Linked DNA regions of Homo sapiens: region 2 is linked to region 1. The links are chromatin contacts, found by Hi-C or POLR2A ChIA-PET in ENCODE. All regions are on one chromosome and are shown on one strand. The core of a region is the stretch at or near the end of the contact, and the rest is flanking DNA. Distances in the headings are between cores, read along the strand shown.

What was found. A loop is a pair of places that touch in the nucleus more often than their neighbours do. ChIA-PET counts read pairs that join two places held with the same protein, here RNA polymerase II (POLR2A). Pooled maps may share reads with other maps.
Region 2: a loop to region 1 is called in a pooled map, with 2.9 times the contacts of the local background. The contact joins two enhancer-like sites. A Hi-C loop is called at or near these places in 1 of 50 pooled maps. POLR2A ChIA-PET finds 5 or more read pairs at or near these places in 3 of 52 experiments (B cell, activated CD4-positive, alpha-beta T cell and activated naive CD4-positive, alpha-beta T cell).

The regions. Positions count from the first base shown.
Region 1 is chr19:16,382,165-16,385,352 of GRCh38, reverse strand. EPS15L1 (epidermal growth factor receptor pathway substrate 15 like 1) reads left to right here. Exons shown (of 24, transcript NM_001258374.3): 21 at 142-224. Among named protein-coding and RNA genes, the nearest start is that of KLF2, 59 kb to the right of the region's middle. RefSeq lists enhancers at 1,584-2,085, 2,338-2,427. Within about 2 kb of position 1,437, at least 33 of the 41 ENCODE cell types and tissues checked have a DNase peak (open chromatin) inside an H3K27ac peak, as active enhancers do.
Region 2 is chr19:16,606,839-16,610,026 of GRCh38, reverse strand. The region is part of intron 1 of MED26 (mediator complex subunit 26); the gene reads left to right. Among named protein-coding and RNA genes, the nearest start is that of MED26, 20 kb to the left of the region's middle. Within about 2 kb of position 1,571, at least 13 of the 41 ENCODE cell types and tissues checked have a DNase peak (open chromatin) inside an H3K27ac peak, as active enhancers do.

The DNA.
Region 1 (3,188 bases), core at 188-2,687:
CATGCAGACACACGTGTCTAATGAATAAATGCAGCCTTCCTGAGTCTCCTGGTTCAGGGGCCATCTAGCATTTCCCCTCCACCCCAGAAGGCATGTTCTCTTAAAGACCTGTAACTCTGACTTTGTTGGTGCCGATTGCAGATCCCTTTGGAACCTTAGATCCCTTCGGAAGTGGGTCCTTCAATAGTGCTGAAGGCTTTGCCGACTTCAGCCAGATGTCCAAGGTAAAGCCCCTCCACGGAGCCCCCGCGCCTCTGCTAGTGTCTTTGTGCCTCTTGTCATGGTGTGGGCTGCCAGGCGTAATTGTTCATGTCACGTATGTATCTCCCCGGCACCTTTCCAACACAAGGTCAGGTCTGGAAAGCATCCATGGCTGTGATCCAATGCACTGCAGTCCCGTGGGGTGAGCCCTGACCCTTCCCAGTGGCATAGGTGCCCTGGGCTCCCCTGGCTCCCACTGGTGTCTGACGACCATCAGGTCTCAGACGGTGAAGTCATTGCCATGGCCGAGTAGAAACTTGAGAAGGCGTTGGGCACAGGCGTCTCGAGAGGGCCATGGGCAGCAGGCCTGCAGGTGCGAGGCGTCCAGGGAAAGTGGGCCAGCGAGTGTTCAGAGTCGCCCATGTGACAGAACTCTCAAGGGGTGTTGAAAAGTGAGGGCCGGCCTCCTTGAATAAATGCAGACAGATCCACAGGTGAGGAGTGAACTGTTGAAGGAGGACAGCAGCGAGGCTGGTTACCAGACTGGACCCGTTGGTGTCCGGCCCTCACCACACGGTGACCTGAACTCACTGTGGCTCTGGTCCCAGACAGCTGTAGGGCTTCTCCAGACGCTGGCAGTGTGGTTGGAGCTCATCTTTAAGGTAGCATAGAGAATTCAACAGGGAACATCCAGAATGGACAAGTCAAAAAACAACAATAGAAGCCCCTTACGACTGAGGTGCCTTCCGGAAGAAACTGCTGGAAAGTTGGAAATGGGGGCTGTGGTGAGTGGGAAGGACAGGGCTGCGGCACCATTGTGCTTCCTTGTGAGTTGTATGTTTCCCTGTTTGAGTGAGGAGCATTTTTCTTTGGCAGGAATGAAGGAAAGCAGATGAGGTGTGTCCCGTCCCTGACACCTGCGTCCACTCTGTCCCTTCTCGGCAGCCCCCAGGCAGGGGCAGATGGGCTCTGTCTTCGGGGGGCTGCAGGGGCCTGCTTTCCTCACGAGTTCCACCTGCAGAGGCCCAGGCATTATCCACGCTGCGGGAAGAGGCAGTAGCCACAAGCAGAACACAGCCCCCCTCCTGGAGCCCATGGCCCAGGTGGTAAGGGGTGGCCGGTGTGGGGGGTCCCCTGGAGCAGCTGGGCCCAGTCCCTGTGAGCGCTGCTGTCAGCCTGAAGGTGGTGAGGGGAGGGAGCCCCGGGAGTACCTGGAAGACGCGTGCCCCAGGCATGAGGCCCCCTCGGGGCCCCACCGGCCCCATGCCCAGGTGCCCCAGGTGCCAGTGTGACTGGGCAGTCTCCCTTGGCTGCCCCGTGTTCACTCAGCTGGTGGAGCAGATGAGTCTCTGAGCATCTTGGGGTTGGCAGCGGTCGCAACTTGTGATCACAGAACACAGATTCCGAGAAGCACTTGAGATTCTGTTCAGGTTTTCAAAGACGCGTGTGTGCGTGCCCTGGCGGCGCAGCAGATCCCACTTCTGACCGAGGCAGGGTGTGTGTTTACACAGATGAGCCTGGGCAGAGGGAGCCCAGAGGCCCTGGCATGGCGCCCCCCTCCTTCCAGCACACGGAGAAGGCCTCCATCCCTCATATGCCACGCTGTGACACGGTTTGGGACTGGCAGAAGATTTAGGGCCCAGTGCACAGGCTCCTGGGCAGGCGGGAAACCATCTCCCGAAAGCAGAAAACGTTGGCCACACGGTGGCAGCAGTCCCTCAGGCGTCCTGGTCGTTTCTGGTTGTCGCAAGTGGACTCCTCTTCCTTTGGGAGGCTGGATCTGTCTTCCTCCTCTCACTGTGAGCAGAGGGAGGGAGAGCTAGCAGAGCCTGAGCTAGGGCCGGGATCTAATGACCGCCCTCTGCCTGTCCTTGGGCCCTGAAACCAGGGGCTCTTCACACACATGCAGCTGTGATTTCAGAGCCGGTCTCACTTCCTATTGGCGGTGCCGGGCCAGGACAGAGTTGGACAGAGCTGTGGAAAATGGGTCTCCAATACTATCTTGTTTTGATTCCAGCGTTCCATCAGCTGCCTTCATGACACTTGTACAGCCGCATTCTGAGCTCAACCCTGACCTTGCAGCTCTGTTTTTCCTTTTTGGTTACCTATCTGTTTTTCAAGAACAACATTGTGGATATAAATAAAATGCTAAGGGAAATGAAAGTGGCAAGAAGGTGTTTTTTTAAAAAACAAAAAAAAACCATCATCAACTTTTCCCCATCTGAGCAGAGCAGGGAGGCCCTTTTGTAAGTCCCTGAATTGAAGCACCTTACCTCTGCGTGGCTTTGCTGAGGAGAGTCACAGCCCACAGCCTGATTCTAGAAGTTTCCTTTGGGAGGCTCTTCGGGCCTGCACTCTTAGTTGAGGCCCCACCCTCACCTGAAGAGATTTTTCTAGACAGTATCAAGCCTATGTGACATAAGCTCACTTTAAAAACAGATTCCCCAAAGTATGTTTCCAGGGAGCATTTGAGAATAAAAACAAGAGTCCAACTTATTTCACCCTCTTCTGCCCTGAAAAAAAAAAAAAGCCATCTGTGAAATACTGGGTTAGTCGTCAGCCCATTTTTAGCAACTTCTCAATTGTTTAAAGCTGTGCATTGATATTTAGGGCTGCTGTTTACAAATTCAGTCTTCTGTTTTGAACCAGTTCTTCAACTGGTGAACTCAAACGTGTTTCTCTTAGAGCTGGTTTTCATAGTAGCTTTTTCTGTCTTCCTTTTATTTTAAGCACACTTCACTCTTGCCGAGCCCAGAGAGCCCCTGACAGCTTTACTGAAACCTTTCTAAAAATAGAGATTTTCCTTGAAGCCGCTGCCCGAGTAGGAAAGAGTTGAGTCCCCAAGGAGGCTTCTTGGGAAACTTGAAGTCATGAAAATTGGGATTCGGAAATGACGCGGGCATTCTGGAGCTAGGAGTGATCTGATTCACTGCGGAGGCAGTGCCAGGCGTTTATTGAAAGCCTGTCGCCTCGCGAGTTGCCAATTG
Region 2 (3,188 bases), core at 322-2,821, 220 kb before region 1:
GGGGTTACATGTGTGAGCGACCACACCCGGCTTGAATAACATTACTGAAATAACATTGCCTTTTTTTTTTTTTTTTTTTTTTTTTAAAGAGTGCTTGTGTCCAAGAACATAACTTTTATATGTTAGGGTGTGGGTTTTGTTTTTGTTTCTGTTTTGCTTGACTTTGATAATTGTTGTGGAGAAATTTTGTTTGCACAAGAAGGTGATAAAACTTGGAAGCATTTTTTTTAGTAAACATTGAAAAATTTATGAGTTGGCATTTCTAAAAAATCCAGATTCTTTAATCTTTTCATTTATATGTAATGTTGAAATACAATAATGCAAATGGACTTTAGTTTCATTCAGACTCTATTTCAAGCACTTCAAAATAATGAAGCTCTAATTTACATAAGGCATATACTAAGGTATAGACAGTGGTGTGCTGGTGAAAATTTGACAACCAGCTCTCAGGAAAAAGAAAAGAAATCCATACATATACATATGTAAATATGCATGTAAGTTTATGAGTTTTACTAGTATAAAGGATGGGTGGCATATAATTTGCAAATAATAATGAAATATACAACACTGTTGTCAGTTCCATATAGCCAATTGCTTCTCACCAGCTGCTTCCGTTGATTTTTGCTGAGCTTTTGTATCAGCTTCTGATTGGTTTTGACATGACTTTGGTTAATATCTTATTCTCTCTCTTTTTTTTTTTTTTTTTTTTTTTTTTGAGACGGAGTCTCGCTCTGTCACCCAGACTGGAGTCCGGTGGTGCAATCTCCGCTCGCTGCAACCTCCACCTCCCGGATTCAAGTGATTCTCATGCTGCCCCCTAAGCAGCTGCGACTATAGGTGTGCACCACCATACCCGGCTAATTTTTGTATTTTTAGTAGAGACAGGGTTTCTGCATTTTGGCCAGGCTGGTCTTGAACTCCTGGCCTCAAGTGACCCACCTGCCTCAGCCTCCCAAAGTGCTGGGATCACATGTGTGAGCCGCTGCACCAGCCTGGTCGATATCTTTGTATTAATGAGTCAAGTGATGTCTTTGCTGAATTAGATAATAGTTTTCAAATACCTGTACTATAAGAATATTTTCTCAATTGTCCTGTTCCCAATGTAATGACTTCAGGCATGACACGCTTTTTAAGTTTAATTGCATTATTAACATTTTCTCCATCACTTTCTTAAGTCTAAACCCCAGGAGTTGGCTAACTTTTTGTAAAGGGCCAGATAGTAAATATTTTCATCTTTGCAGGCCATATGGCCGTAGAGCTTCTGTTGTACTGCTATCTTTGTAGCACAAAAGCAGCCAGAGACAGTATGTGAGTGAATGAGCGTGACTGTGTTCCAGTAAAACTTGATGTGGTTAATTTATGTCAATGTGAATTTTACCTCAATAAACAGCATGTAAAATGAAAAAAGTAAAATCTTCATTTACAAAAACAGACAGTGTTATGGAATGGCCCAGGAGTTTGCAGATTTCTAGTTTGGAGCCCATAAAATCAAGCCCTGATTTATAGTGTTTACTGATTTCTGTGGTGGAAATACTCTCACCATGGCTGGCTTCAAGCCACTAACATGAGATCACTGAATGTGAGGTTGGGAAAGAGACTCAGTAGCACACCATGTCCTCCATGCCCATACAGTAGTCATGAATAACCTCAGAAACCTAGATAGTACTAAGTTTGGTAAAATAAGTAGGAAGTGATGAGTTTTGAGTACACAGTACTGAAAACTTCCTCCTTTGTTCTTATCACAACTTATTGTAAGCTTATATAATGTAATTGTTAGTAATGGCTCCTTTGATTCCTGAAAGTGTCACCACGGGCTTGCTCTCTCAGTAAAGCTGGCGTGAGCAGGCTCCAGCACACACCTGGGTAGAGTCCCTGCCCCTTACCTGGCTTGGATGCTGAAGGCTCGCGGCCCCAGAAGAGGAGATGTATTGGAACGTGTGCAGACGGAGATCTGGCCTGGGCCTGGAGCCTTGCCCACCAGGGCCCTGGTGCCCCTTGGCCTGCTTGCCGGGCTTCAGGCCACAGACAGGTTCCTTGTCCAGATGGTGTCTGCGCCTTTGCAGCTGGCTGCTGGGACAGTTCTCGTGATCGTAGTTTCCCATTGGCCCTGTCTAGCACCCCTCATTGGCTCACGAGGAGCCAGCTGCCCTGAAGGGGAGGCAGGGTATCATGCAACTTGCTCTAGATCGGGGTGTCCAATCTTTTGGCTTCTCTGAGCCACATTGGAAGAAGGATTGTCTTGGGCTGCACATAAAATACACTAACACTGATGATAGCCAATGAGCTTAAAAAAAAATCTCATAATGTTTTAAGAAAGTTTACGAATTTGTGTTGGGTTGCATGTGGCCCGAGGGCCATGGGTTGGACAAGCTTGCACTGCTTCTTGCTCCAGATGTATTACCTCCCCGGGTTCTCTCAGGGCTCCGGGGTTGAAGTGACCACCTCATCTGGCCCAGTGGTTGTGAGGGAAGCCTTCAACTCACATTAATCACACTGTTTATTTTCTTCATGGCTTTTAGTGTGGCTATGGTCTTGTCTGTTGCCTGCCTTCCCCAACATGAGTGTGAGCCCTCTGTCTGCTCCCTGAGTTCCTCTTCAGAAGGCACGAGGCACACAATATGGACATGCTCCTTTTTTTTTTTTTTTTTTTTCCCCACAAAAGGAGATAGTCTCTGTCACCCAGGCATGAGTGCAATGGCATAGCCATAGATCATTGTAGCCTCGGATTTCTGGGCTCAAGTGATCCTCCCACTTCAGCATCCTGAGTAGCTGGGACTACAGGTATATGCCACCACACCCGGCTAACTTTTTAATTTTTAAATTTTTATTTTTATTATCTATTTATTTTTTAGAGACAGGGTCTCACTATGTTGCCCAGGCTGGTCTTAAACTCCTGGCATCAAGCGATCCTCCCACCTCAGTTGCCTGCTTAGCTGGGATTACAGGTGTATGCCATCGTGCCTGGCCAACGTTCTTATTTTTCCAGGAGATAAATAGCAGCTGAGACCAGATACAGTGGTTCACACTTGTAATCCCGACACTTTGGGAGTCTGAGACAAGAGGATCATTTGAGCCCAGAAGTTTGAGACCAGACTGACCAACACAGGGAGAGCCTTCTGTGAAAAGGTGACTGAATGAATTCTCGTGTCTGCAGCAGTTGCATTGTGCATCCCAGGTGGGTTTGGGTT